3 separate regions of the Homo sapiens genome follow, and regions 1 and 2 are each linked to region 3. Evidence: chromatin loops called from intact Hi-C (ENCODE). Cell type or tissue: Calu3. All regions are shown on one strand. Region 1 overlaps DCDC2C (doublecortin domain containing 2C). Region 2 overlaps ALLC (allantoicase). Region 3 overlaps DCDC2C (doublecortin domain containing 2C).

Region 1 (8,000 bases), 100 kb before region 3:
AACCAGACAAAGATCCGTGAGTATGTTCCAGGCTCAGGTCCTGTGTAGGAATGGGCTGATGTTTCAGGAACTGCAAGAATGCAAGCATGGCCAGAGAGCAGGGAGGCTGGGAGGGGTGCAGAGACATGGCAGAGAGGCAGCCAGTGCCAGCTTGCATGGCCCGAGGCTCAGTGTGAGGGGTAGGTAGAGTAAGGGCAGGCCTTACTGAGGGACATCACACTGCCTTCTGACTTGTGTTTACAAAGGCTACTTTGCTTGCCATGAGGGAAGGATTGTCTCGGGGCAGGGGAGAGATGGTGGAGGCAGTGAGGAGTGAAGGGTCCGTGGTGTGGCTTTGAAGTGGAGCTGACGGATGCGCAGATGGCATAAAGGATGAGAAGACTCAAGAACGCCTCCCAGATTTTGTAGTTGAACAAATGGGGCCGGGGTGGCACCATTTTCTGAGATGGGGAAGCCTGGGTTGATCCACTGGCTATGGATAAAATCAGCAATTCTATTTGAGCCATAACAAGATAGAGGTACCTGAACAGCCCCCCTTCCCCCTTCTCTGTCTCTCTGTGTGTTTCTGTGTGTTTCTGTGTGTTTGTGTGTGTGTGGCACTCTCATTTATTGAATTGAATATTTATTACTGTGTTATAGGTATTGCATTGTGCCTTTTATGAAATGTTCTCATTGTTATCTCAATATTATTCTCATAAGAACTCTGTAACGCACGATGAGATCCATTCTAAAAATTAATCAGCTGCTGCTCAGAGAAGTGTAGCTGCTTCTCCAGACCACATGGACGGTAAGACGTAGAGCTGGGATTTGAATTCAGATTTGACCAATTCCAAAGCCTGGGGTCTTCCCGTCTGCCAGGCTGCTTCTGAGATTCACTGTGTTCTCGCTGCCTCTCGTGCAGCTCTCTATTCTGACGAAAGGCATTGTAGGATCCCAGGGAGGTGCCAGAGTGGCCTCTCTGCAGTGACTGTGGCTGTCTTGGTTCCTCTCACCCTTCTTCCAAAGCCCCCATGAGACACACCTCCCTGGTCTCCTTCAGGGACAGAAGACCCAGAGTAACTCCTGTCCCCTCTCCTCTTTTAAAACACAGTTCTGTTAATGAGGTATGCAGCTCCTTCTCTCTCACTGTGCATCTGGGGTGCATGGCTTGGGTGCTGTCCTTGGCCATGGCACTTTCGTAGATGACATTTACTCAACGTGGGGTGATGTCGTCGAGCTCCTGTAACATTAATAGGTTAAGTGGTTTGTCTCGTGGTTTTGTGTGTGTTGTGAAACCTGGCTGGGGTCTGGGTGTCGAGAAGCAGGGCCCCAGGAGGACCCTCCCTGCTGGGCCAGGCATGAAGAGTTACTACCACTGTGTCTGACTTGGGGAGCAGAGCTCCCCAGTTGTTGGCCTGACATTGGTGTGGGCAAGTGGGTAGGCAGCAGACCCCTGGCAGAGGTGAGGTTCAAGAGCTGAGTCCCAGGGCAGAGCTGGGAAGTGAGGGAGGGACACGTTTGCCCCACCTGAACTCCTTGTTGGCAGTGGACTCAGATGCTGAGCTGCTGGAACCTCTTCTGTGCTAAGTTGGGTCTGGGTTGGGAAGGGAGAGGGGGCTGCAGCTTGGAGGGGAGGGTGTGGATTAGCAGCGTTAGGTGTGGAAGGAGGCCCTATTGACAGGTTCAGGCCCCCGACCTTCTGGGGGATGGGGTGCAGGTAGGGCCCGCACCATGGTGTCTATGCTGGGAGTTTCCTGGGTGGGTGTGAAGTAGGCAGTAGGAAGGACACCAAATGAATTTGGCTTAGTGCCGGCGGGGGCGATGATCGATTCTGATGTCAGCTTAGGGGTGGCTTCCCAGCGCTGGGCCTTGGAAGGGCAGTGTACATGTGCCCTGGAGGTGGAGAGGCTGTGGGGGCTCGAGCAGAGACCCTCGTTGTGCAGCAGAGGCCCCGGGAAGCACATGGACTGGCTGGGGACCAGGGTGGCTGAAGGAGCATAACATGGAGGGTGTAGGGGCAGAGAGTGAGGAGGCTGCCAGGTGGATCCCAGAGGAAGACGAGCAGAGAGGGAGGAGGCTGCCCGGTGGATCCCAGAGGAAGACGAGCAGAGAGGGAGGAGGCTGCCCGGTGGATCCCAGAGGAAGACGAGCAGAGAGGGAGGAGGCTGCCCGGTGGATCCCAGAGGAAGACGAGCAGAGAGGGAGGAGGCTGCCAGGTGGATCCTGGAGGGAGACCGCCAGAGTGACGAGGATGGCCAGGTGGATCCCGGAGGGAGATGAGCAGAGAGTGAGGAGGCTGCCAGGTGGATCCCAGAGGGAGATGAGCAAAGAGTGACGAGGCTGGCCAGGTGGATCCCGGAGAGAGACTGCCAGAGAGTGATGAGGGTGGCCAGGTGGATCCCGGAGGGAGATGAGTAGAGAGTGATAAGGCTGCTCGGTGGATCCCAGAGGGAGATGAGCAGAGAGAGATGAGGCTGCCAGGTGGATCCTGGAGGGAGACAAGCAGAGAGTGACGAGGCTGCTGGGTGGATCCGGGAGGGAGACTGCACCCAGTGGTGTTGTCGGGAAGACGATGGTGTCCGTGGGAGGTGACAGAGCGGGACCCTGGCGAGGATCCCTTGAGTGGATGTCACCATCGTCCAAGTGAGAGATGTGGGGGGTGGGGGTGTGTGAACCAGGTAGTGGGACTGTAGTGGAGGTGTGTGCAGTGGCAGACAGGGTCCCAATCCAGGGGAAACCAGGGGTGGGAGGTGTGAAGGGACCCCAAGCTTCTTATCCTGGTGGGCTGGGGATATAGAGATGGAACGTGGACAGGGGAGCAGCTCTTCAGAGGAAGGCCAGGCCTGAGGTGCTGGGATGTCCTCGGTGAGCCTCAGCCTTGTGGGTGGGACCAGGACCCTGTCACTCAGCACAGGGTTGGGGGTTAACATCCCTTCCCAATCAGAGCTCCCCCCATTTGCTTTTCTGCACATTCTTAAACAGTAGGGCCGTGAGGATGACAGGCTTTGCTTACCTGGGACAGGTCTCAGTAGTTCTTTTCCCCCTTTGTGTCTTATCTGCAGTGGACCTGAGACTGAAGCTGTCACCAGGCCATAGTGGTTGGCCCGGCCTCTCAGGCTGCATTCACAGCAAACAGGAGAGAAGGCGGAGGGGCTCCCGCCTCCTGGCCAGGACATTCTGGTTGGAGTCTTGTAATGAAATCAGAAGTGACATGTCCATTCTTGGGGCCCCATAACTTGGCCAGCAAAGCTCCTCGGCATAGTAGGCCATTGACGCATGCTTCTTGGGGACCATGGGGAGCCTCCCTAGCATGGACACACAACCTTTGGTGCCACCTTTGCCCGTCAGCCCAGCCCCCGCACCCTGCACTTCCCTCCATGTGCAGCGCAGAGCCCTCAGCCCCAGACCCCCTCGCGCTGCACTTGCTGGCATCTTCTCCTCCCCCAGCACCTGGTCTGCCTCTCTCTGCATCCTTCCTGGACCCGCCCCTGGGTGTTCTATTGACAAAGGGGTTCCCCCCCTTTCTTATGTTTTAGGGCAGTGCTGTGCACACTGTTGAGTTTGATGAGTGTTGGCTAATTTGAACTGAATTCCCAGGTGTGTTTTTTCCTTTTTCAGATCAAACCAGTGGTGCATTGTGATATAAATGTGCCTTCCAAGTGGCAAACATATCATCGTATATCTCGACATATAAAGTGAGTATAATATTATGGGTGAAAAAATCAAACTGTGCCATAACTCCCTAAAAACAATACTTTCTATCCTGACAAATGCCCCTCAGCCCCCTTTCTGTCCCTCCTCCCCTCCCCTCCCCCTGCTCTCTTGTGCTCTCACTTCCTGACAGGTGATTTCTTTTTCCTAGACCACCTTCTCTCTGATTCAGCTGTTCATGTGCTACCTTTTCTTTCTCCTCTTGAACCCTGATTTTGGAAAAGAAAAGCAATCCAATCACCATGCCGTTGTTTGCAGAACAGTTCACCTGGGGATATGAAGATAAGAGCATCATACACACAGCTTAGTTTTAGGCTCTGAAGCTTTGTTTTGATTTTTTTTTTAATGTAGCAGTTGCAGCTGCAGCATGTTGAAGGGAAATTTAAAAGCTGTTTCCCCCGCCCCTTGACCTCTTGCTACCAAAAGGCCCTCATGGGCTACAGCACATCCAAGTCAGGTGTTGCTACAGGAACGGAGTGCATTAGAGCCTCACTGGCCGCTGCCCTGGGATGCCGCTGGCAGTGCCAGGCACCGAGGTGCTCAGTGGGAGGCACTGGGGATAGTTGTGAGCACTGTGTGCATCCACCTGCATTATGTTTTTGGGGTTGGGAAAAGACACACACTTGACTTGAACGAAACGTTGGTTTACATCCCGGCTTTTCGTCTTATCAGCTTGGGACCTGTGCCTGCTGCTTCGCTCTGAGGCTGAGGATGTCTCCCATTGTGGAAAACAGGGCTGAGAATATGCAGCACACTGTGGTGAGGGTTAGCTTCAGGAATGTTTGCAGCCAGCCCCCCAGGGCTTGTCACAGCGTAGCAGTTCTCTGAATGGCAGCTCTTCCCCCTGTCCTTTTATTGGGATGTTCTAGCATTTTAGTGATTAAAAGCCCTGACATGGATATCTTTCCATTTTACCATGTTCTAGTCTAAATGGAAGGAATTTTAGCGAGTTTCCAGAGAATGCTGAGCTCTTCATGTGGGGGTCCCAGCCTTGTGTGAGCCAGAGTCACCTCTACCACGTCCCCTCGCAGTCCCGAGAGGCAAGGGCTTGGAGGCTCATGAGGCTGGAAACTGCCTGATTCACCCGACAGATCCTCAGGCTGGGAACGAGAAAGAGGAAGGAAATGTGGCCGAGAATTCGCCAAACTTGGCCCCTTGCGCTTTTCCTGAAAATCTGTGACCATTTCTTTAAAATACTTTAAGCTTCCACAAGGGGGCCACCTAAATACACAGATCTTTCCACACCACTTTTCATGTACCTAAGAGCTGTTTTGAAATAATAAGACACAGTATTTCTGAATTTTGTTAGTGATGTCTTTCCCGCAGAACATACAGCAACCTCAGGGAACGTCGTTGGTTTGTGGGTCCTTCTTGACAAAAACGCCATCCTTAAAGCCACATTTTATGTGCGTGACCCAGGCCATCAATGATCCTCACTCACTGGACAGACATGATTATTTTTTTCAATGAGAAACCAACACAGTCTTGCAGCATTTGCCCATCCTTTGTCTTGGTGTGTTGGAATTTCCACTAGATGGACCCAAATATCCATGTGAGTGCAGAGTCCTTCCTACCACAAATAAACCTGATCGTGTTCCTCGGAGTCCTTGTCGCTATAAAAACACATAAACAGTAGTTATGACGGCTTTCAGAGGCTTAGATGCTCAGGAGAGAAAGGCGGGGTGTGACCCTTTCTGGTGAAGAGGAGAGTTGGCGAGGGAGTGAATGGCTTGTTGAGCTGTGTTCTGCAGCAGCCAGATGCTGGAGAGAGAGCCCGGGGCTCCCCTGATGGGGTCACCGGGGGATTGAGCTGGTGGTGAGTGCATGGGTTGGAAGTCACTGATTTGGAGGTTGAGGCTCAGATTGAAGCCCTGGTTCTGGCACTGATTGAGCCGTGTGGCCTGAGGTCACTTCTCTTGCCCAGTGTTCTCTCTGATGTCCCTTGTCACTTAGGAAGGGATTCACTCACTCATTCCACTTATACTGGCGTGGAAAACACCCTGAGTCAGTGAATGAGCCTTGGGAGAAAAAGCGTTTAAAAGATCTTTTGTCGTTTATTTAGAAGTGAGCTGGCAAAAGTTGTCTGGGCCCTGGAGTGGTTTTACTTGGGGACTCCCTGCCCTTTACAGGGAGCCTGAGACCAGAGGGAGAGTGGGAAGAGAAGAGCCCACCCCAGGGCTCCTCTGTGGGGAGGAGGCACGTTTGTGCCAGGCAGAACTGGAGAAGAAGGGGCCATTGGTCCTGGCCCTCATTGCGAGACTGACGTCGAAGATAGACACAGCTGGACATTAGTGAAAGCGGCAAAAACAGATTTTATTTAGTAACTACTGAGAGTTGGGGAAGGAGCTGAGTTCCACTCTGATTTGTGTGGAAGTGATTTGGGCGTTTTAAAGGGGGAATGAGATGGGAGCAAGTGGGGCCTCAGGAGAATCAGAGAAGTGGAAAAGTACAAAGAGTTGGTCAGTGAAGGTGGCCAGGCAGCTGGTCTGCAAGCTGGCAGTTCTGGAAGTTAGGATTCTGTCCTCCGCCAGAGACTGGGAGACAGGCCCTGTCCTGCCTGATGCTTGCAGTTCAAGGGAAGGATCTTAGGTGTGGGAAACGTGTCTGCATGGCAAGAGCTGCATATTTGTCAATGCTCTAAGAAGGAGAGGTCAGGGGCCTATCTCAGGTGTTGGCTGGATGAACAGTAAATGTTCCTGGCAGCCCTGGGTTTTCTCAGGTGGGTGTTTAGTGGCGGGGCTAGGGTCATCCTATGGCTGTGGCTTGATGCTGCTGGACGCATGCTAGAGTTTGGTTGTATCTCAGCGCAGGAGTTGGGACAGAGTTGTCATAGGCCAGAGTTCTGTGAAACTCAGTCCCTCCTCTTGTTCATGAAGACAAGCAGATCTATTCCTTGTAGAACAACCACCACCTGTCATAAGGGGGACTTGAGGAGAAGGGTCCAGCCGTTGCTTCCAGCTGCTGTGCATTCAGGAGGAGCTGAGAGACAGCCGAGGAGCACAACCCTCCCACGAGGGTGGTATGCATCAGGAGATGAAAGCGTGACCATCGGGATGGATACAAAGAAGCCAGAGGCCAGGCACAGTCGCTCAAGCCTGTAATCATGGCACTTTGGGAGACTGAGGCAGAAGGATCACTGGAGCCCAGGAGTTTGAGATAATCCTGGGCAACATAATGAGACCCCATCTCTTAAAAAAAAATAAAGAAACCGAGTCCCTTAAGGAGCTCCCTAAACCATCCAGTAAGTGGAGGAAATTATTTAAAGGGAGATGCAAGTCAGTGCTTTTCTGGAGGTTGTAAGCTGTGTTAGCTATTGTGTCGGATTGCCACTGCTACAGTTACTACTGTTACTGCTTGAGACCATCATTACGACAGAACAAAGGGATGAATGTAGAAATAATAACAAAAAACAAAAGGAACTGTTTTAAGGAAAGGACCAGGGGAAGAAGAGAGCCCCCTGCTTCTAGTGAGCAAAGGCAGCCCCCGCCCCCCGAGCTTCCACAGCCCTTCCTATTTATTGGGTAGAATGAGCAGGGAGAAGGAGATAACGACTGGTCAGCTGCTTAATTGATCACAGGTTCATATTATTACTAACAGGCTTCAATTATGCCTAATCACAAGAAACACTTGCGCCTGGGTCGTGACTGCCCTCAGCAGTCCTTCTGGGTGGCGTGTGCAGTTTGTCAGTTTGCCAACATTCTGCATTTATGAGAAAGTTTGCTGCTTACTCATATAGCCTCCAGTGGTATACTGAGTTGATCACGGCCCTCACTCTTTTGGCCTCCAACAAGCTATGTCTTGGGTGTGAGCCTTTGCTGTGACTGTCTCTTGACAAATTTCCTCTCGAGTGTCGTCTACAAACAGGTGGCACTGAGGACTGACTCGTGCACGAACACCTCCCTGGTTTCCAGTCAGCAGTCTGAGGCTAGTCCATTTTGTGGAGTCATTTACAAAGTTCTGACACTTCTGGAGCTAATGATGCAGCAGCTTGTCCTAAGTGGGAGACAGAATCTTCCAGTTCTTGGGGGGCTAGCTTTGCTGATCCCCTTTGTAACCTTATAGTGTATCCGTCACCATAGGCGAGGGTGCAGTGGGAGGGACAGACCACCCTACCAGGCTGGCTCCAGGCAGCAGGTCCTTCCAGAACCCACTTAAGACGGCTTCCCATCCACTAATGCTTGGTCCACAAGTCTCAGGACCAGCAGCTGGGGCAGCACTCACGTTTCTGAGTCTCCTTTGCGAAGTTTGTCACATTTAGCCATTTGAAGGTCAGCACTGGCCACGTGACAGGAGCCCATCCACTGGCTGGA
Region 2 (8,000 bases), 130 kb before region 3:
AGGCATCATTGATGATGACAATATCCACTTTGCCAGAGCTAAAAGCAGCCTTGGTGACCAGGTGCTTAATGTGGCCAAATTTGTTTACTCTGGCCTTCATTTTCACCTTGTTGCCTCAGGAACCCAGCTGGCACTGCATAAAAATATGCAGGTGTCTGTCAAATGGAAAAGAGAAGAGAGCCAGTCTCATTTTTTATGTATCCTTCTCTATTTCTGATTTTTTGGGGTCTTTTCTCTTTGTAATTAGTCTAGCTAAAGGTCCATCACTTTTGTTTCTTTTTAAAAAAACAAGTTTTTTGTTTTGTTGATCCTCTGTATTATTTTAGTTGCCATTTATTTATCCTCTGATCTTTATTTTTTTCTTCTACTAGTAATTTTGGGATTGGTTTATACTTGCTTTTCTAGTTTATTGAGATGCATTGTTATATTAATTTGAAGTCTTTCTACTTCTTTGGTATAGGTATTTATTGCTATAAACTTCCCTCTTAGTACTGCCTTTGTTGTATCCCATATATTTTTGTATGTTGTATTTCCATTTTCATTTGTTTCAAGCATTTTTAAAATTTCCTTCTTAATTACTGACCCATTTGTTGTTCAGGAGCATGTTGTTTAATTTACATGTGTTTGTGTATTTTCCAATGTGTCTCTTATTATTGATTTCTAGTTTTATTCCATTATGGTCAGAAAAGATACTTGATATGATTTCTACTTTTTTGAATTTGTTTAGACTTGCTTTATGGCCCAAGACATGGCCTATTCTAGAGAATGTTCCATGTGCTGATGAAAAGAATGCATATTCTGCAGCAGTTGGGTAAAATGTTCTGTAATGTCAGTTAGGGCCATTAGATCTAGTGTGTAGTTCAACTTCACTATTTCTTTGTTGATTTTCTGTCTGGACGATTTGTCCATTACTGAAAGTGAGGTGTTGAAGTCCCCTACTATTATTGTATTGCAGTCTATTTATCCCTTTAGATCTATTAATGTTTGCTTTATATAAGACTTGAAAGCTCTGGTGTTGGACACATAGATATTCATAATTGACCCATTTATCATTATACAGTGTCTTGTCTTTTTTTTTTTTTAACAGTCTTTGATTTGTAGTCTATTTTATCTGATATAAGTGTAGCTACTCCTGCTCTTTTTTGGCCTCTGGTTGCATGAGATATCTTTTTCCATCCTTTCACTGTCAGCCTATTTGTGTCTTTATAGGTCAAGTGGGTTTCTTGTAGGCAGCATATAGTTGGGCCTTGTTTCTTAGTCCATTAAGCAACAGTATACCTTTTATTTGGAACATTGAGTCCATTTACATTCAGTATTGTCATCAGTAAGAGCTTACTGTCATTTTGTTGCTTGTTTTCTGATCCCCTCCCCTTCCCTTCCCTTCCCTCCCCCCTCCCCTCCCCCTCCCCCTCCCCTCCCCCCTCCCCTCCCCCTCCCCTCCCCCCTCCCCTCCCCCCTCCCCTCCCCCCTCCCCTCCCCTCCCCCTCCCCTCCCCTCCCCTCCCCTCCCCCCTCCCCTCCCCTCCCCCCTCCCCTCCCCTCCCCCTTCCCCTCCCCCCCTCCCCTCCCCTCCCCTCCCCTCCCTTTCCTTTCCTTTTCTTTCTTTCTGCCTTAGTGGTTAACTAATTTTCTCTGATAGTATGTTTTAATTGACTTTTATTTTTAGCAAATCTATTATAGGTTTTTGCACTGTGGTTACCATGAGGCTTATAAAAACATCTTATAACAAGTTATTTTAAAGAGATGTCAACTCATCTTAGATCACAAAGAAAAAAATAGAAATAAACAAAGAAAAACAAAAAAAAACTCTACATTTTTAACTTTATCCCTCCTCCCACATTTTGACTTCATGTTGTCTCAATTTGCATGTTTTTATATTGCCTATCTTTTAACACCTGTTAAAGATATCAACAAAAAGATTATTATTTTTGATAGATTTGTCTTTTGGACTTCATACTAGAGTTATGAGTGAATTACACACTATAATTACAGTGTTGGAGTATTCTGAGTTCGTTAATGCACTTAATTTTACTAGTGGGTTTTATAAATTCAAATGTTTTCTTTTTGCACATTAGTGTTTTTTTTTTTTCAAATGGAAGAACTTTAGCATTTCATTTAAGACTGGTGGTGGTGAATTCTCTCAGCTCTTGTTTATCCAGGAAAGATTTTCTCTCTCTTTCATATTTGAAAGATAGCTTTTCTAGATACAATATTCTTGGATGGCAGTATTTTTTTCTTTCAGCACTTTAAAATGTCATCCCACTTCTTTTTGGCCTGTATGGTTATCATTGAGAAGTCTGTTGTCAGATGAATTGAAGCTTCTTTATGTTATTTGCTTCTTTTCTCTTGCTGCTTTTAGGATATTTTTATCCTTGACTTTTTTTTTTTTTCTTGAGACAGGGTCTCACTTTGTCACCCAGGCTGGAGTCCAGTGGTGCAATCACAGGTCACTGCAGCTTCAACCTCCTTTGGCTCAGATGATTCTCCCACATCAGCATCCCAAGTAGCTGGGACCACTGGTGCACACCACCATGCCTGGCTAATTTTTGTATTTGTTTTTTTTTTTGTAGAAATGGGGTTTTACCATGTTGCCCAGGCTGGTCTCAAAATCCTGGGCTCAAGCAATCCACCCACCTTGACCTCCCAAAGTGCTGGAATTATAGGCATGAGCCATCATACCCAGCCTGTCCTTGACCTTTAGGATTTTTTATATGCCTTGGAGTAGTCTTATTTGGATACAATCCATTTCTTTGAGCTTTCTGTACCAGGATATTTATGTCTTTATCAAGTTTTGAAAAGTTTTCTATTATTTCTTTGAATAAGCTTTCTACCCCTTGCTCTTGCTCAACTCCCTCCTCAACACCAATAATTCTTAGATTTGATCTTTTGAGGTAATATTTTATATCTTGTAAGCAATCTTTATTCCTTTTCATTTTTTTCTCCTCTGTGTATTTTTAAATAGCCCATTTTGAGCTCACTGATTCTTTCCTCTGCTTGCTTCATTCTATTCTTAAGAGCCTCTAATGAATTTTTTGGTTCAGCAAATACGTTTTTCCATTCAAAGTTTTCTGTTTGATTTTAAAAAATTATTGAAATTTTGTTAAATTTCTCTGATAAACTTCTAAGCTGCTTTTGTGTGTTATCTTTGAGGTCACTGAGTTTCCTTAAAACTGCTATTTTGAATTATTGATCACAGAGTTCATATATCACTGTCTTATTATGATCAGTCACTGGTTCCTTGCTTTGTCCATTTGGGGATGTCATAGTTCTTTGCTGTTGTTTCTTATGGGTATACATCTATGCCTGTGCATTGAAGCATTAGTTATTTATTCCAGTCTTTTCTTTCTGGGTTGTTTCAGTTTTTGTTGAATATATTTGCTTAGATGTAGGGAGTGTCCAATATTTTAGCTTCCCTGGGCCACATTGGAAGAGGAAGAATTGTCTTGGGCCACACATAAAATGCCCTAACACTAACGATAGCTGATGAGCCAAAAAAATTTTGCAAAACAATCTCATACTGTTTTAAGAAAGTTTATGGATTTGTGTTGGGCCACATTCAAAGCCACCATGGGCTTCATAAGACCCACTGCCCATGTGTTGGACAAGCTTAGCTTAGAGAATCATTATAAATTTCCTGTTGATTTTATTTCCTGCTAGGTAGCTGCCTACTTTTCAGCACTAGATGGCACCTTAAGTCCAGGATTGCTTCATTTGTAGTAAGCAATCAAATTACTGCCCATCAGAATAGGGGAGGTCCCAGGGAGCATATTCTAGTGGTGTGGGAAGGTTAGCTAGGTGTTTGTCTCTAGGGGACCTGTGGAACAAACCTCCTACAACATGGTGTTGCTGAACAGCAACTCTGATTTGGTGTTTCCTCTGGCTGAGTTACAGGGTTTGCAGGGCTGGGGATGTCTCACCCTCAGTGTGAAGCCTCCACCTTATGGATCATGAGAATGGGTCACTGTGGCCCCAATATCTCAAGGTAGGACCCTGTCCCATGAGTCAGGGCTGGGTCAAATAAAGGAGCCCCCGCCTCTCAACCACACTCACCCAGGGCTTAGCCTCAGTAACAGGCATATAGGGGCAGGATGAGAAGCCCTGATGTCCTGCCTCTCCTGGGAAGACAGCCCTGCAACCATGGGCTGCACTTGTTTGCAGTCTCCACTTTGCTGATCTGGGAGAGGGTGTGCAGGTGAGGTCTTGGTTCAAATACCGCAGACTCTCACTGTTCTTACTGAATTTTAGCAGATATTCTTGAATAGATGTTGCTGAATTTTCCGTATGCCCTTAGGACCATTTCCAGAGACCTGAAGTGTTTTCCCATCCCTCAACCCCCCTAAATTTTACCAGCTCCACTGAGGAACAGGACAGCAAAGCTCTCCTGCTGTCATGCCAGAAGTGGTTCTCTGGAACCTTATTTTAGATGCAATGTTTCTCTGGTTATGATGCTTTAAAGTGAGACATGAAAATGGAAAGATCTAAACACGTTTACTAATATTAATTACTCACTGAAATAATCTATTCTAAAAACAGTGCAAGAAAATGAATGAGCAAAGCTTACAAGAGAGTCAGACCTTTTCCCCACTTGTTAATTTAACATACACTGTGGAATAACTACTTTGAGCTACAGACTGAGCATTGGCCATAAAATCATTTTCCTGACAATGTGTAGGGCAGAACCAACAGAGTGTATGCTTCATGAAGAAAGGGCTGTGAGTCCAGATTGTCATTTTTGTACACCTGACACTTAGCACAGCATGGGGAACACAGGAGAAGCTCCATAACTATTTGTTGTTAGATTTGACAGAGTCCTTGTCCTTATGAAGTGAATAACCCAGTGGGAGACAGATAAGAAAAATAACTTTGGAAAGAGGCCGAGGTGGGCAGATCACCTGAGGTCAGGAGTTCAAGACCAGCCTGGCCAACATGGGGAAACCTTGTCTCTACTAAAAATACAAAAATTAGCCAGGTGTGGTGGCGGGTGCCTGTAATCCCGGCTAGTTGGGAGGCTGAGGCAGCAGAATCGCCTGAACCCGGGAGGCGGAGGTTGCAGTGAGCCGAGATCGTGCCACTGCATTCCAGCCTGGGCAACCAGAGTGAGACTCTGTCTCAAAAAGAAAACAAAAGAAAAAAAACAAAAAACTGCAAAATAGTGATACATACAACAAAAGTATTTTGGTAGAGCCATAAACATTTCTATTTGACTATTTCTGATCCACCAAAATAGCAACTTTATATGTCCAACCCAATTTGTACAGGATTCACGAGTTGAGGGAGGGTCTAAAATAGTTTCTGAGTGGAAGCCCTGCTTTTCTGGGTTGAATATGAAGGGTCCCTAAGCACATGAAAGCTCTTTCCTAATTGGTCAGCATTGATGGCCTGAAGAGGAGAGATGGGCAATGCCTGCATGCAGATTTCATGTCCCAGCTCTTACTGGCATCTTTAATTGCTCCATGAGGATTCCACCTGGGATCCAGGTGTAAAGGGAAAGGAAGCTGGGGAAACCTGGCTGATGTTACAGGGACACACTGGGTGGGAATGGGTTGGTTTAAATGAGATGTACTCAGAGGATGAAGAGTCATTTCTGGGATTCCTTGGCAGCTGTGACTAAAAGCAAGTTTGGATATTAACTCTGTAAAGAAGAATCTTATTTTTTAAAATGTGAAATCGACTTCACTTTCAACAGACGAATATCTTCTATGCCATTAAAGCCAATTATAATATTTAATGAACTAGAATGGCAGTGATATTACTCTCATAACCCGGCTCCTGCTGAATGACTCCCTCTAGGATATTTTCTAGGGTTTTATGCCAATGAAGTTTTTGGTTTTATTTGTTGTAAATAGCAAGACTTCCATTGTTTTACCAAAAAATTTTCAGATCACTCATTTTCACTAAATTTGTAAAATAAAAACATATAGGGCATGTTTTAGTACAATATTTTGATTAAATTAATTTTCTATATTAAAAATGCTTGGTTTCCACCTTCTAGCAATTAATATTCGAAGAAACAAAACATTCGTTCTACTAGAATCAGATGCTGTGAGTTGATTTTGGTAGCTATTTGCTGCTCTGCAGACCTAATTTCAGGCTGCTGTGGTTCTCAGCAGCAATTTGATTTTGTGAATATTATCTTTTGTATTCTGAATCACATTGCTAAGCAGGGTGGTGTTGTAAAAATAAAAACATAAGGTTCTCTTGTCTGAGTCTGTGTGGGAGTCAGCGATGCTTATTTCTAGCACGAAACATTATCTGTATGGTGAATTTCCCGAATGCTGTTTGACCTTGGAGTTGTTCATTTAATGAAAAAAACTTCAATGCCTACTATGTGCCCAGACCTCTTCTAGGTAGAGACGATACAAGAGTGGTACAGAAGTGAACAACACAGGTAAGTGGTCTGGCCTACAAGGATTTCGCATTCTGGGTATTGGAGACTGATTTTAGCAGGAACTTAAAAAGATAATTTCAGGCTGTGATTAGAGCTCTGGAGTAAATAACAAAGAGATATGATAAAATGTAACCTGGGGAGTCAGGCAGTGGCTGAATGGAGGAGGGAGGAGACAACTTCAGAGCATGAGAGGGAAGACTTTTCTGAGGCCATGCCTTTAAGGTGAGGAACATAAGTAATCTTTTGGAGAGCTGGGAAAGTTGTTCTGGTACAGGGTAATATCAAGTGCAAAGGCCCTGGGGCAGTGGGCTTGTTGTATTTGAGAAACAGCAGGTGGGTGTGGCCAAAGCCTACCAAGAGATGACACTGGAGAAGACAGGAGGGTCCTGTAGTGTATGATACACAAGCAGCCATTTTTACAAACAATAACTAAGGCACCTTTCCTTTTCAGATGGTGGAATTGCACGACTTAGAGTATTCGGTACTGGACAAAAAGACTGGACTGCAACTGACCCCAAAGAACCTGCAGACCTAGTGGCCATCGCTTTTGGGGGTGTCTGTGTAGGATTTAGTAATGCTAAGTTTGGGCACCCAAACAATATAATAGGTAAGATGATATTCTTGGAGCTGGCTTATTTAGGAAGTCTGGGTACCGGCATTAAATACCCCAATATGGTCAGAGTGATTTAAAAGGAAAGGCACATCTCAAAGCACAGCAGTGGATGAGATTAATCTTCCATGTGTAGGATTTGATGCCTTTATGACATGAAATAAGTCAACATTACCAATTTTTCTACCTAATTTTGGCCTAAGTAGCTGCTTTAAAAGGAAAAGTAAAATTTAACTAACCCTATGATTGTTTGTGAATTTACTGAAACATTAACTTTAATGAAAATAACTTATGTAGCAATGCTCAGATGCATAAGATCTGTAATTTAATTACAGCAATGTATTCATCCTCATAGTTAAAATCATGCAGTTTACCATTCAACAATGTTATTTTCTGTAGGAGTTGGCGGGGCAAAGTCTATGGCGGATGGTTGGGAAACTGCAAGAAGGCTGGACCGGCCACCAATATTAGAAGTAAGAAGTTAAAAATAACTATGGTTTAAAGTTTTTCTTAAAAGTATTTTTTGGAACTTTTTCTTTTAAATAAACTTTTGCACATTTTAGAAACCTCATATGCATTGTTCTAAATGCTAATTACTATGATTTATATTTTCCAAATTTCCCACTGTTTTCATAATATCAGGGCAGAGACTCAGAAGCCCAAACATACTGGTCATTGCCAGCTACGCCAATGCATTTTTGGAACATTCCTCTGTTTCTTCAATAAAGAAACAAAAGGAGCTGCGATTTAATAATACAAAAGTTATGAATAAATGTGTTGGGAGATCTGGGGAAGAACCACTAGTTTAGCAATGTTTGATATCTGTGTATCTCAGGATTACACCACTTATGTGAACTTGTGATGGACAGGGCGCTCTAGAGTCCATGCAGCTGTTTAATTTGGCCAGTAACTAATTTGAGATAGAGAAACCAAGATGAAGTGAAACAAAAAATACAATGCCTTTCAATTTGCAAATCCCACCAAAAACTTGGTCAGAAAAGTG
Region 3 (8,000 bases):
GCCTTCCACCATGATTGTGAGGCTTACCCAGGCACATGGAACTGTAAGTCTATTAAACTTCTTTCTTTTGTAAATCTCCCAGTCTTGGGTATGTCTTTATCAGCAGCATGAAAACAGACTAATACAATTTCCCTCTAAGCACTGCTCTAGTTGTATCCTGTAAATTTTATTGTGTTTTAGTTTTCATTCATCTCAAAGTATTTTCTAATTTTTCTGTGGTTTCCTCTCTGATCTATTTTTTTTTCATTTAAGAGCATGTTTTTAGATTTTCACATATTTGTAAGTTTTCCAATTTCCTTCTATTATTGATTTCTAACGTCATTCCGTTGTGTTCAGAGAACATGTAATTTCAAGCCTTTTACCTTTATTGAGACTTGTTTTATGGCCTAATATTTGGTTTATCCTGAGTAATGTTCTCTATGCACTTGAGAAGAATACACATTCTGCTGTTGTTGGGTAGAGTAGAGTGTCTTATGTCTTGTTGGTTTATGTTGTTCATGTTTTTAATTTCTTTATCTTCTACCCAGTTGTTAAAAGTAAAGTATTGAATTCTCCAACTGTTAATGTTGAATTATCTATTTCTTTTCTCAACTCAGTCAGTTTTTGCTCCATGTATTTTGGGACTCATGTTAGGCTTCTTCATTTATAAAGGATATTTTCATGGATATAGAATTCTGTGTTGATAGTTTTTTTTCTTTTATATCTTTATCAATGTTATTCCCATTGACTTCTGATTTCCATTGTTTCAAGTGAGAATTTTCATCTTTTTGAATTTTTTTGAATTTTCATCAAATTCAACTGTAATTTTCATCTTTGTTTCTCTTTATATTATGTGTCTGCAGTTACTGCATGGTGTTCACCTTTTCCACTAGAGCAGGATTTGGCAAAGCTTTCCAGGAAGGGAGATGGTGAGTATTTTAGGCTGTGTGCCATGTGGTCTTTGTTGCAACTCATCAGCTGTGCTGCTGTAGTGAGGAAACAGTCATAGACAATAAGTAAACACATGGGCATGGCATGTTCCAGTGAAATATTTACAGAATCAGACAGAAGCCTGGATTCAGTCCATGGACTGTAGCTTGCTCACTCCCGGTCTGAAGTTGCAAATGTATTTATTAGAGTTATTTAGAATTCCCTATTTGATAGTTCCAGGATGTGGATCATATCTGTATCTGGTCCCATTGATTGTTGTATGATTTGGTGGTGAGTTATTTTTTCTCTTTTTCATGTGTTTGAAAACTTTTGGTTAAAAGCTTGATATCATATGTAGCAGGGATTGGCAAACTTCTCTGCAAAGTGCCAGAGAGGGAGTATTTTAGACTTCACAGGCTATACCAACTCTATTGCAACTACTCAACTCTGTTTTATTGCAGACATAGACAAATCTTGAATGAAAAGGCTTGACTGTGTCCCAATAAACCATTACGTATGAAAACAGATGGTGGGCTGGATTTGATACACAGGCTGTAGAGACTGAGGTAAACAGTCTGTATGCCATGCAATGTGCATACCTCCTTTTCTGCTAGGCCTTTTTGCGGGGGCTTGAATCAGCCTAGAGAGGAGTTTAGTTGAGGTTTGTTGTTATGGCTACCTTCAGTGCACCACTGGCTTCAAATTCATTACTTTCTGCTTAGGGTTGGGGCTGGTTTCCTTCAACAGGTTTTCTCACTGCTCCTGTCCCACCTTCAGCTCTAGGTTTCTCTTCCCCCCGACCCCAGAGCAGTCTTGCTCCGTGCTCTTGCCCCTTCCCTAGCTGTAGACTTCTGATACTTGTCACTGGATGCCTGTTGCCTGCTGAGGTTTCTCTTTTTTTCTGTTTCAGCCTCATGTTTAGGCAGGATTTCTGTATCTGGGTCTTGGAAGTGGGGATTTCTCAGTGGTCCTGCCTCTTCTCTGGCAGTAGAGGACCTATCAAAATCTGGACCCAGAATGATTTCTTGCCCCTTTCCCAGAAGTGGAGGGTTTTATTCTGTTCCCTTCTCCAGCCACAGTGGGTCTTCATCAGTTCCCTGGCAGTGACCGGTTTTGCTGTCTTCCTCTCAGAAGCTAAAGCCTTGTCCCCTAGTGGGAGGGTTTAGGGAGGGCCCTGAGGTTTCCTGCGGCAGTGGGCTCCTTTCCAGCCTTGCATCATGGGGGACACTTTCCCTTACCTGCTGCCCTAGCCCCTCATCTCTTTTGTGAGCAATCGGTGAAGTCTGCAGAAAATACCCTGGGAGTCAGTACAAGCTCTCCTGTACCTGCAGCTTCTGCAGTCACCTATATGCACCAAAACTCTTAGCAGAAATCTTCTTAGGCCTTTCTTTGGCACAGTCTTGTCTTTCTCTTAGGCCCTGCCCTAGGGAAGCCAGGCTCGAATCCTGTGCCTTCTAGGAGGAATTTATCTTTCTTTAGATTTCAGGCTAATTGGTTGCCTTGTGACCTGAACTCTCTGATGGGTTCAAGAGGGTTATAATTTTGTAGATTGTCTGGCTTTTTCTTATTGGTAAGGCAGGAGCTTGTCATTACAGTAGTTTTCTTTCCAAGTTAAAGCTGGGTCATTTTTGATATGGAAAATGTTTAGGGAGACAGGATGGCAGTGGAGAGCTTGCAGTGACCCATGGGGATTAGTATGAAACGGGTCTGTAGCTCCTGGTCTCCAGTGTGGTCATGGCACTGCCCTGATTTGAGTTCAACAACCTGGGATGGAGGCTGAAGGTTGACTAGCAGAGCTTATTTAGACAGTGGGGATCCTGGGGGCTTCATATATCTGGGTCTGGACTTCCAGGGCAGAATGAAGCTGATCACTGCTGTAGCCAGGAGAGGTGGGTGGCCTGCTAGGGTTAGCCCGGCTCTCGTGTCTTGGCAAATCATCGTTGAGTGCATTCACATCTTCAGTGGACTAACCTTTGCTATAAATCTCATGCCTCAGGATCCAGCAGTAGCTGAGCCTTCGTGTCCTGAGGACTCTTGTTTATTGTTCAGAGAAAAGAGTTTCAGCTGCTAACACTGATGGTTTCTGTTTCAGGAAAACAATTCACGAGGGTCTTTTAAGAAAAAGTTGCCCTTAAGACACACCACAAAGAAAAAAGATATGTCAAAGAAATAGAAATTTATATATTCTGTAATAACCCAGCCATGGATGAAAATACTTGTAAGATCCTCTTGTAAACAGCTGGCATAATGTAGGCTAAATATAGTTTAAAATATGCAGAGAACACTCAGTAGGGAAAAGATCTTCCTTTCCATCCACCACCTCCTCCTTGCTCCCCATTAAAAACCCCATAATAATATCACCAGATACAAATTTTTAAAGTTTTTCATGGCTCTTTATTTGTTACCATAATTCTTTTTCCAATTATAGTTTTAAAATCAGTTTATAAAGAGTTTTCATGTATATGACTTTCTGGTGTAACATATTAGCCATAAAGAGAAGAAAAATGATATATCACAGTATTAATTGATATAATGCTTGGGAAAGTGCTTTGCAAATTGTAAAAATCTTTTGTAGGTATTAGCTTTTTTTTTTAAATTATGTATGTCAGATATTTTATAAATGAGGAAACTGAGGCATAGAGAAGGGGGTACCCTGCCCCACGAGGTCACAGGTCATTTCCCACATTGCTGATCTTGAAGCGTGCTAGCTGGCACTCGCTGACAGGCTGCATCTTCTGAGGTTCGAAGGTCCCCTCTCTGTGGGTAGGAATGGAAATCCCAACAGCTCCTTCCACAGCTTTGCGTGGTGTCTAAGATCTTTATCTCCTTGGATGTGATTTAGTCCCCCAAATAAAGCACCTGCAGCCCCCATTAAAAAGTATGGTAATTAAGATCCTATGAGATAATATGTCCTATGAGATTACCTGATAGTAAGGATTACCTAATGCCATGTGCATTGCATCTCTGTGGCCTTCCTCCCTCCTTCCCTCTCTCCGTCCCTCCATCCCTCCCTCCCCTGCCTCCCTCCCTTCCCTGCCTCCCTCCCTCTCTTCTTCCCTTCCTCCCTCCAATTGTTTATTAAGTGGACCTATGTGTGAGGACCTGAATGTTCTTCCTCTTGAAGACAAATATAGAAGGAGTCTTGACCAAAGGAGAGGTTGAGAGGAGCTCTGCTAGCTCACGGGGAGGCAGACAAGCCACACCCCAGCCCATCACCCATCACAGTGGTTGACATCTCTTAGAATTCAGACTTGATTAAAATCAGATTAAATTAACCCTGAGGGGAGGCTGGAAGGGGAAGAGATCCTCTCAGAGCTGCCTGAAGGCTACATATGGAGTGGAGGACATCTGGGCCTTGTTGGACACCAAAAGGCAAAGCCACGTGGAAGGGGAGGCAGCAGGGGCAGGGATGGGGGTGGGGGTCCACTTGGTGTGTTGGAAGCAGCAGCCTGGGACCGGGGAGACAGGAACACAAGAGGGTCAGGTGGTTCTCAGGTCCCAAGCTGGAGTGAGAGCTCTCTGGGTGGTGATCTTCATGCTGTTCTCTTCTGTGGACTGGGAGAAAAAGGTGGAGTAACCCTGGCTTACTTGGGACCCATCATACATTATGCTAATTGGGGTTTCAGCTTCAAAATTTCATTTTAATTGTTGATATTACTTCAGTCAACATCTTTCAACAATTTGTTTTGAATGTTGGGGAAATATACTTTCCATTGAATCCTGGGGAATGTTTACCTTCTGATTTTCTCCTCTTGCTGGTAACTTAAGAGAAAAGACATCATTCAGTGTGATAAATGCCAACTAGATTATCAGAGAAGCTTTTTCTGCTTTCAAGAAAAGTGGTTCCCCTAGATATTAAAATATAAAGATGCTATTTTCACCACATTGGAGCAGAAGTGCATTTGGGCCCCAGATCGCCACCTAGTGACCAGAAAAGAACCCATTGGGCATAACCAATAAGTCTGATGGGTGTCCATCCAGTTTTAGAATGTGGGTCTCTTCTCTTTTTGTTACTTGATTTTTAACTGAAGGATGCTCTTCAGGTGACAATTTGCCCCAGAAAAAAATATCAGTGGGCAAACTGTACCTCTTTTCTCCTTTCAGCCCTTCCTCTGCCCTTTCAAGTCAAAATTCTGAGTACTTTCAAAAATCACATGAAAGTCTGCAGACTTTTATTGAGCCTTCAGTTTATAAAACATACATGGAACCATCTGCCATAATAATTTAAAAATATGTGTGGATTATAAACTGCCTTTGTAGACATTTCCTTTTGATTTTTATTTTCACGGTAACAACCTTGCCAGATGGTTATTCTCAATACAGTGATTACCTGTCTTGTGCTTGGTGACAAAGGTGACAATAGAAACAGCAGAAATTGAAGCAGATTGCCTCCTCTTCCTACCTACACTCCATGGCCAGGAAAGTGGTGTGCTGGGTGCAGGGCGGGTGCCGCTCACCCGGGGCTGCCCTCTCTCTGTGGGCTTGCCTCATCATGTCAGCTCTGGGCAGCCTGGGGAGGTGACAGTGAGTTATTTTATAAGCTCACTAGTTTGTTTCCAAGTGCCCAGCAACCCTTTGGGCTCTACCCAACAGCATCATAGTCCAATTACAGCCTTCAAAGTCTCTGAGCCGTTTCTCACTATGCTGCATTACACAGGGCTGTTGAAGTTCATCAGCCAGTTTGAGGCCACCAGAAATTGAGGCCCAGCAGGCAGATTTATTTGGGAGGAGGGAATGAGCCCATTTCACACTTCACTTAAAACATGTTGCCTTTCCTGCTGAATGCTTATGGCTGTTAGTGGCCATCAATCCTACCAAATTCTGTAGAATCAGGTGCTTCAAAGTCCTGGAATTCTTGCCACTTGCAACACCTTGTTTCCGAAACATTGCAGTGCCTTCTGATATTTTGTGAGTTTGCAAGTTTCATTTTTCTGGGAGAATAAGGCAATGTTAAGTCCTTGAAGTTTAATTCAAGGCAGTAGTAAGTTTTTCTTTTACTCACTGGAAATCATTTTTGGCTATTTTGTTGAAGTTATTTTTGTTTGTTTTTGAGAATTAGGAAGCGGAGGGGTATTCAAAAAGAGGGGACACAAGAAACCAAAAAATACCAATTATTTTCACTATCATTTTTCAGTCTGCTTTACTTTGCTTCGAAGTGTTCACACTTCCAGTGGCCCCGGCACAGGAACGCACGGTCACGCTGCACAGGGCCTGTGATGCTGGCTTTAGAAACCTCCTTCTTTTGCAGTGTGTGTGCAACGCAACCGCTTCACCGCTTCTTCTCAGTTTCTTTGTGTGCTGTGAGCCTGAGAATCCGGATGCATAGCATTTTCAGGCTGGATTCTCATTCCGTAAGGCTTCATTAGATGTCTTTTTCTTTTTTTTTTTTTTTTGCATTGATTTTAGTCAATCTGGCAACTAAGGAATGGTTAAAAATGAATTTTTAACATTTTATGATCATAAATTAGCTTGGCTCTGTGAGGAACTGTTATTGATTGTCATTCAAAAAGCTACTGGCACTTGGTGACAGAGTTTAGCAGGCAGGGCAGGCCCTCGTGGAGAGTGGAGCACACAGTTGCCTGCCCGACCTGCCTTTTTGATCACATGTTCCCAGTTCAAAAGCACATCCTGGTCGTGCTGCGCGGTTCCTATAATCTTTTCCTGTCTATTTGGACAGCCTCTTTTGACTTGTGATAACAGCCTGCTCCAAGCAAAATTAATCACAATGGTTTATTTTTTAATTCTTTCTTAATATCTTTGGGTAAAGCTACAGAGATTTACTCCCCTGAACCAGGCTTCTGCTCATTTTCCCTGCTGTTTTTATGATTTTCGTTAAGACCACCCCAAGCAGAGTAGAAAATCTCTGGGTTTCGGGGCCTTCGGTTCTCTCTCACCACTCACAGAATCCTTTCGTCCCTGCTTTTCCTCTTCCTATTAGGTGGCTGGTGGATAAAACCTCTGCTTTTGATGGCTGTTATCAGTTATTGACACATAATGTGAAATTAAGTCAGTGTCAGCTTCTGAAGCTTGCCGCTCTAAGTCTTAGCTTCTGTTGTGGAATGGAAGTGGCTGCCCTCTGTGAAGAAGCCGTCAGGGCATCTGAATGTTAGTGCCATATAGGCTGGGAGGGCAGCCCTGGGCTGTAGATAAGGATGTTGGCCGTGCAGAAAATTATTTCACTGAATATGCATCTTATTTTACCCAAGGATAAGGAGAGCTGACAGAAAACCCAATGGTTAATGTTTGCTTGGTGGTTCAGGCCCTGATGTTTGTGCTTACATATCAATCAGCTTACCTAAATGCATCTCTGCAGTTTCCCAAATATTTGGTAGGTGACAACCTAGCCACTTGGTATTTCTTGTGATCCTGGAAATAACGAGTGCTTTTATTGGAGGTTTTTTTTTTTGTTCATCCATTAGTGATGTTCTGTGATCTTTTGCTTAGGTGTAAAATGATGCCTAGTACTGCAGTGTGGTGCAGAGGAGAGCAAGCACTGGGCCTGCATCCACAAGACCTGCCAGTAGCCCTGGACCTGCTGTCGAGGGGCTGTATCCACTCAGGCCCATTGCAGGGGCCCCATGTCCTCATTGGTAAGATGAGGCCAAGGAATTAGATGCTCCTTCTTGGTTCCAGCTCTTGGGAAATTTGTGAACTCCACACAGGTTCAGCCCTTCCTCTTGTCTTCTTGAGCCTGATGGGCATGAGCAGGAAGCTGCACCCCGTAGTCGCGACCCCACTCCATGTGGCTGGGCAGGTTAAAGGGGAGCCATGGGACCAGAGGCTTAGTGGTCCATTTGGGCTCTGTGGTGGGATTGACCTTGACTCACGGTGGGTGGTTGTTTGAACTCTGAATACAGACTCTTCGCCTTCAGACAGAACAAGATCCAAACAATTCTAGAAGAGTGTTCACTACATTTTTCTTTGCCTCAGATACTTTGCTTACTACTAAATGTAACTCTTTTCTGAGAATCTCAAATTTCTATTTCTTTCTTTGTTGGCCGAACTCACTCACTTCCTGTATGGCATTTGATTTAAACACAGCCTTTCTTCAGTCTCTTGGGGTGGATAATTTCAGCCTGATAAAATGATCT

What was found. A loop is a pair of places that touch in the nucleus more often than their neighbours do. Peaks named below come from ENCODE experiments on the same cell type or tissue, not always from the same donor. Only the 100,000 strongest peaks of a DNase experiment are listed, where the experiment ranks them.
Region 1: it touches region 3 in a loop (12-fold over the local background); 27 of 110 quality-filtered maps call a loop at or near these places.
Region 2: it touches region 3 in a loop (6-fold over the local background); 4 of 110 quality-filtered maps call a loop at or near these places.

What each region holds. Positions count from the first base shown.
Region 1 is chr2:3,723,406-3,731,405 of GRCh38, forward strand. DCDC2C (doublecortin domain containing 2C) reads left to right here. Exons shown (of 11, transcript NM_001287444.2): 3 at 3,598-3,674. Among named protein-coding and RNA genes, the nearest start is that of DCDC2C, 24 kb to the left of the region's middle. RefSeq lists enhancers at 1,550-2,076, 2,077-2,602, 4,593-5,182. In Calu3, a CTCF peak has its summit at 4,906 (motif pointing right); no DNase peak of the experiment used is centred here.
Region 2 is chr2:3,688,879-3,696,878 of GRCh38, forward strand. ALLC (allantoicase) reads left to right here. Exons shown (of 12, transcript NM_018436.4): 8 at 6,839-6,994; 9 at 7,397-7,470. It also overlaps the pseudogene GAPDHP48. Among named protein-coding and RNA genes, the nearest start is that of DCDC2C, 11 kb to the right of the region's middle. In Calu3, a CTCF peak has its summit at 3,700 (motif pointing right); no DNase peak of the experiment used is centred here.
Region 3 is chr2:3,822,999-3,830,998 of GRCh38, forward strand. The region is part of intron 10 of DCDC2C (doublecortin domain containing 2C); the gene reads left to right. Among named protein-coding and RNA genes, the nearest start is that of DCDC2C, 120 kb to the left of the region's middle. RefSeq lists an enhancer at 3,690-3,859. In Calu3, no CTCF peak of the experiment used is centred here; a DNase peak (open chromatin) is centred at 4,833.